Regions from separate parts of the Homo sapiens genome. Here region 1 is linked to region 2. Evidence: chromatin contacts called from ENCODE Hi-C or POLR2A ChIA-PET data. All regions are on one chromosome and are shown on one strand. Each heading gives the region's core, a stretch centred on a gene start or an enhancer-like site at or near the end of the contact. The rest is flanking DNA. Distances are from core to core; before and after follow the strand shown. Region 1 overlaps FIBCD1 (fibrinogen C domain containing 1). Region 2 overlaps GPR107 (G protein-coupled receptor 107).

Region 1 (2,700 bases), core at 55-2,554, 800 kb before region 2:
GGCAGGGCCCAGTCCCCTCAACCCACAGAGCCCATAAGCCCCCTGCCCAGGCTCTGTGCAAGCCTCTGCTGGATCCAGAGCCCACAGGACCCCGCCACCTTCAGCTTTCCATTTCCCAGTGCAAAGCCCCAGGATGTGTTTTTGTCATGCAGAACAGCTGCCTGCGTTGGGCTGGGTGCTCTTAGGAGATGGGGGTGGGCGGCAGGAGGGGCACTCACCTGGGTCTAACCTGGCCTGGCCTCCCCCGGAGGGAAACTTTCTTCTTCCTCCTTTCATCTGTGGAGTGTGGTCCCAGTCTCCCCAGGGGACTCCTGCCAGCCAGCTCTCTTAGGAAGTGAGGAGGAAGGGAGGTGTGCCAGCTTAGCAGAGCGCCTTGGCATCAAATCCCTTCCTCCTGAGCCGCCCCCCCCCCACCCGCCCGCCGCTTCCCCAGAACCCCCAAGGCTGGGGTCTCAGAGAAGGTAGCCTGGACAGAGGTCACCCTGTAACTGAGACACCACCGGGGGCTGCCTGCCGCCCTGCTGGCATGAGCTTTATCCTCCTTTTGGCCAAGGCTTCGTAGGCAGCCGTGAACCCTGGGTGGGCACTGGGGGTCACTCGAGGAACCAAGCTGGGTCCCTCCAGCTGGAAGCTCATGCGAGTGGTCAGTGGCAGAAGTGGGCTTTGAACCCAGGGCTCCCGGCTCAGGCCCCGGTCTCTCTCCTGCTCACTTGCCCGAGATGCCCTGTCTTGGGAGCTGGGGGCTCTGTGTGCATCCTCCCCATTCCGCAGCCCCCAGGGAGTGCACCCAGCTCAGCCACACCAGGACGGATGAATCAGCTCCAGCCTCAGGCATACCAGTTGGGCTGCTCAGCGCCCAGAGCCCCCCTTGTTATCTCGGGCAGATTTCTTCGCAAGGCACGTAAACGGCAGCCCATAAAAGCGAACAGTACTTCATCTTTAAGGTGATCTCTGAAGACTAATTCTCCTCTGCTGAGTGCCCTGTTTCATCTCCAAGCTCCGCTGTCCCCCTGCCTCTAGGGGACCCCCTGCGGCTTCCTCGAGCCCCTCCCCATTTCGGTGCCCTCTGCCTTCCCACCAGGGAGGGGCTTGGGTGGGAGGAGGGTGCAAGATAGGGCAGGGGTGTGGGAGTTGCAGAGGGGAGACGGATGACCTCTCTGCCACGCCAGCCCCAGCCTCGCCCGCCAGGGGACCTTAATGCTACACAGTCTGATGATGCAGCCCTGAGCTGCTCGGGGCAAGGTGTCTCCCGACGGGCTCCAGAAGAGTGCATGACAGGGACTTGGCTGCTGACACAGAGCTTTGTATATCAAACCCAGCCATACTTTAGGCAGGGAAGGAAATCATAGAACGGCCCAGTTAGCGGCCCTGGCACAGAGGCAGTTGAATGAATGAGTGAGTAAAAGAAGTCAAAGGCCACAACAATCTGTCTTGTAAGCACCCTAACGGGGGGAGCACAGAGGAGGAGCCCCTCCAAGCTGGGGGGAGTGGAGTAGAAACAGTCAAGGAAGGCTTCCTGGAGGAAGTGACAGCTAGCTGAGCCCTGAAAGAAGAGAATACATTAGGCCAGTGGAAAAGGAGGAGGGGAAGCAGATGCTTCTGGCTGGCCAAGGGAGCAGTTTGTGCAGAGCTGGTGGAGGGGAACTGTGCATTTGGGTCTGGCTGGAGTAAATTGTCTTGATGCGTGGAGCCCGGAATGGACGCGGCCCCCAAGAGAACTGGGCAGGCGTGGAGCACTGAGTCCTGGCAGCCGCATGACAATAGGGACAGGCCAAGAAACTCTCTTCCGCATCCTGACAACAAAGCAGATCTCTTTCCCGGGGGTCTGCATGTCCAGGCGCATGTCCCCTCCACCCCGTCCTCTTCGGGTGCCAAGTAGGTCATCCGGCAGGTCCTTGTGGAATTTGAATTTACAAAAATGATTCTTTCCTCTGCCTCATCTTCTAGGTAGTAAGACACAATGATGTAAGAGGCATCTGTCTCTGTTCAATGTATCACTAAGAAAGCAAGCAAGCTGTCAATTACGATTGTAAGATGTCCCCCCATGTTGGAGATGCTAAAACGTGAAAAAAAGAGAACATGCGTCCCAGCATTGACGACACACAGAAATAACACTTTGGGTGGAAAAAAATGTCCTCCAGATGCTGTGTGCACATTGATCATGGGATAATGAAAGCCACTAATATTTACTGTGCCAGCACAACGTGCCAGGCACGGCTCCAAGTGCTTTAATATACGAAGTCATTTCAAGACAAGTCTCAAATTCGGAAAGTTGAAAAGGTGGGGAAAATGTGTCTGAGAGTTGAGGAAATTCAATCATAGGAGGGGCCTGGCCCAGAGAGGAAGGCAGGAGGCTCGGGGCCTAATCCCAGTTCTGCTTTTATTTGCAGTGTGATTCTGGGAGAGCCCCTTGCCCTCTCTGGGCCTCAGTTTTCCCTTGTGTGTAATGCTCAGGGGCCATGAGCGAGTCTGCCCAGTGAATCTGGGCCTCCGAGAGCGTGTGCGGCCACGCTCTGGCACCTCCGCTCACCACAAGCTGTTCCTTGGTCCTGGCTTCTGGCCAACACAGTTTTTTATCGCGCCTGCCCTTCGTTTCCGTTTTTGTTTTTTGTTTTTTGTTTTTTGTTTTTTTGAGACGGAGTCTAGCTCTGTCTCCAGGCTAGAGTTCAGTGTCATGGTCTTGGCTCACTGTAACCTCCA
Region 2 (2,700 bases), core at 140-2,639:
CACACCGCGTCTTAGGTTATTTCCTGATGCTGCTGGTTGCCAGCCTGACATGTGTGCCTCTTCAACCAACAGACACTTGCTCAGATCCTGCCACTTCTGGGAAAGGCACAGCTGATGGGCCTCCTGCACTCCTCTCCACTGTTTAGAAGGAGGTGTTTCTTCCTCTGCATGGGGAGATGCTGTTTGGCGCCCGCTGGCAGGACCTGCCTTCCTTTACTGTTGCCGTGGAGCTGAGCAGAGAGAGCTGTCCCATGCTGCCTGACCCGCTGACAGCCAAGCAGAGCTTAGCATGGGCCGAGTCTCAGCCTCTGAATTGGGAAGAATTCAAAGGCTGCCAGGGCTGGGGGCAGAACACTTGATACCAGTGAACCAAGAAGGGAAAACTCTGCCTTAGGCTAATCATCAAACACAGCATTGACCTGGCTTATCAAATTTCAGTTAACAAGCAAATATGCTTAATCACTACTCATTTTTCTAGACAATGATGGCCCTTTCCCAGAAAATAGGACCCTAGAGTCATTCACTGTGTGACTCAGAAAAGCCCCTATTAGTGCTCAGATATAGGTCAAAGTCATTGTGCTGTGAAAAGCCACGCAGTTATCTGACGATAGAGGATGTCTGAGGATCATTAGCAGACTTAGAGATGACTCAGAAGATTCCATTTTCAGACGTAAGCGCCTGATGGCGGGCCTGACAGAAAGTCGGCCCCCTGTTCTCCCTCGTGAACTGGCCACGTATATTCCTAAGTTCTTGCCACTGAGTTCTTGAAAGCAGGCTCCAATGATGCTTAGTGGAACGGCAAGTTCCATCTTCCCTGACAAGACCCAGCTAGGTTTGGCAGATACTGTACTTCAAACCAGATCAGACAGCCTGGGGCTCCAGTGTCCGCTTCCTTCTGCTAAAAATAGAGGAACCACCCCTGCAGCCACGAAATGCTGAGAGCAGCCGACCCGATTCACACTGTGCTGCTTTGTGTTAGGCAAAGGGGTCAGGGCTAAGGAAGAGGGAAGAAAGATTTCTTACACGGACTCCATTTCCAAGTCTTCTTCTTCCTGAGAAAGTTGTAGGTAGGGGTTATCTGAAGCCGGACGGAATTTATACCCCGTTAGAACAAAGAAGACCAGTGTGGCCGTTTCATCCAGGAGCTGCAAGTTTAAAAACCACCCCAAAATAAAGAGATTAGCAACACTGTTCTTCAGAAAGCAGTGGAATTCAACAAACTGACATATTTCCCCACAACCCACCACTCGATGGTTCTTTACTCAGATGCCACTTCCTGCTACAGGGCATTTTCCTTAGACTTGCCGAGGCCTAAACGAGGAGTGTCCTGCCCAGGGCTGACATTTCCGAGGCTGTGCTCTGCTGTGCTTTCACCAGTCTTCATGGGTAGCTTTTAAGAGCTCACCACATACCCACTTCCTCCCACAGTGCCTACAGCACCCAGTGAGTTATTCAAGAAAAAAGTCATTTGGTGGCTTCCTCTAGTAGTTAAGCTAGTTCTAGTTTGTCGCAAAGATACTTATTATCGAAATAATAAAATGGGCAAAGAAGAAGGGCAGCCTGAATTCTAACTACTCAGCCCTGTAACTAAAGGAAAGGACCACATCTCATCTAAGTTCTAATGATTCAGGGCAAATCTTTCTCTACCTGAAGCTTTTCTCTTGACTTTTAAGACTGAAAACTAAAATCAAGAATGCAATTATTTTCAGATTCCTCATAGAATCCAGCAGCATTTCTGGACAAACAGATCATCTCAATTATAGGCCAGAAGAGATGGAAGGAGGCCAAGTGTGGTGGCTCACACCTGTAATCCCAGAACACTGGGAGGCCAAGGTGGGCGGATCACTTGAGATCAGGTGTTTGAGACCAGCCTGGCCAACACTGCAAAGCCCCATCTCTACTAAAAAAACAAAAATTAACTGGGCATGGTGGTGCATCCCTATAATCCCAGCTACTCAGGAGGCTGAGGCAGGAGAATCGCTTGAACCCGGGAGGTGGAGGTTGCAGTGAGCTGAGATTGCGCCACTGCACTCCAGCCTGGGTGACAGAGTGAGACCCTGTCTCAAAAACTAAAAAAAAAATTTTTAGTTAAAAAAAAGAAGAGATGGAAGGTCTTAGTGGTCATTCCCAGATAAATTAGTAACAACTGTTAAGTTACACTTCAAGACTTTATCCTCAGGCATAAATTCTCTGGCATTCTGCCCTGTGAGCAGCGTACCTGGTAGAGCCACTTCCACTGGAATGGAACAGCGAGTTTGAGGAGAAATGCAATGATCCTAGTGAAGTATATGTAACACACAATCTGCATGAGGAGGAAAGAAACAGGAAATCAGATCAACATTAAAATTAGGACACCACTTTAACAATTTGCTTTCACAAATGAACTAGGAAACAGAAAACAGAATCACTCAAAGAAAAGTATGTGACACTTACAGTGTGAATTAATACGTGCAGCGGAGAGACATGGCTACTCTGCTAGTTACACTTGAATTTCTTCTCTCTCTCCAGGTGACCAAGATATTGCTAACAGCCACACCCACCGGGAGCACAAGACACTTTAGTCAGGTTGTTCTTAACCCTTCCTCACCCTATCCACAGACATAAGCCCTTGATTTCAATCTCCAAAGATTTTATTTCTTATGCTCAGGCTTTGAGGAATATTTACCAGTAGTAATAGCAAAATAAAGCCACACAGGGAAA

Evidence for each region. A loop is a pair of places that touch in the nucleus more often than their neighbours do. ChIA-PET counts read pairs that join two places held with the same protein, here RNA polymerase II (POLR2A). Pooled maps may share reads with other maps.
Region 1: a map with no recorded cell type shows a loop between it and region 2 (6-fold over the local background). The contact joins two enhancer-like sites. A Hi-C loop is called at or near these places in 1 of 37 single-sample maps with no recorded cell type and 2 of 50 pooled maps. POLR2A ChIA-PET finds 5 or more read pairs at or near these places in 1 of 52 experiments (A673).

What each region holds. Positions count from the first base shown.
Region 1 is chr9:130,931,440-130,934,139 of GRCh38, reverse strand. The region is part of intron 1 of FIBCD1 (fibrinogen C domain containing 1); the gene reads left to right. Among named protein-coding and RNA genes, the nearest start is that of FIBCD1, 6.5 kb to the left of the region's middle. RefSeq lists enhancers at 2,158-2,287, 2,688-2,700. Within about 2 kb of position 1,304, at least 4 of the 41 ENCODE cell types and tissues checked have a DNase peak (open chromatin) inside an H3K27ac peak, as active enhancers do.
Region 2 is chr9:130,127,085-130,129,784 of GRCh38, reverse strand. GPR107 (G protein-coupled receptor 107) reads right to left here. Exons shown (of 18, transcript NM_020960.5): 16 at 2,219-2,302; 17 at 1,024-1,145. Among named protein-coding and RNA genes, the nearest start is that of GPRACR, 16 kb to the left of the region's middle. RefSeq lists an enhancer at 608-827. Within about 2 kb of position 1,389, at least 28 of the 41 ENCODE cell types and tissues checked have a DNase peak (open chromatin) inside an H3K27ac peak, as active enhancers do.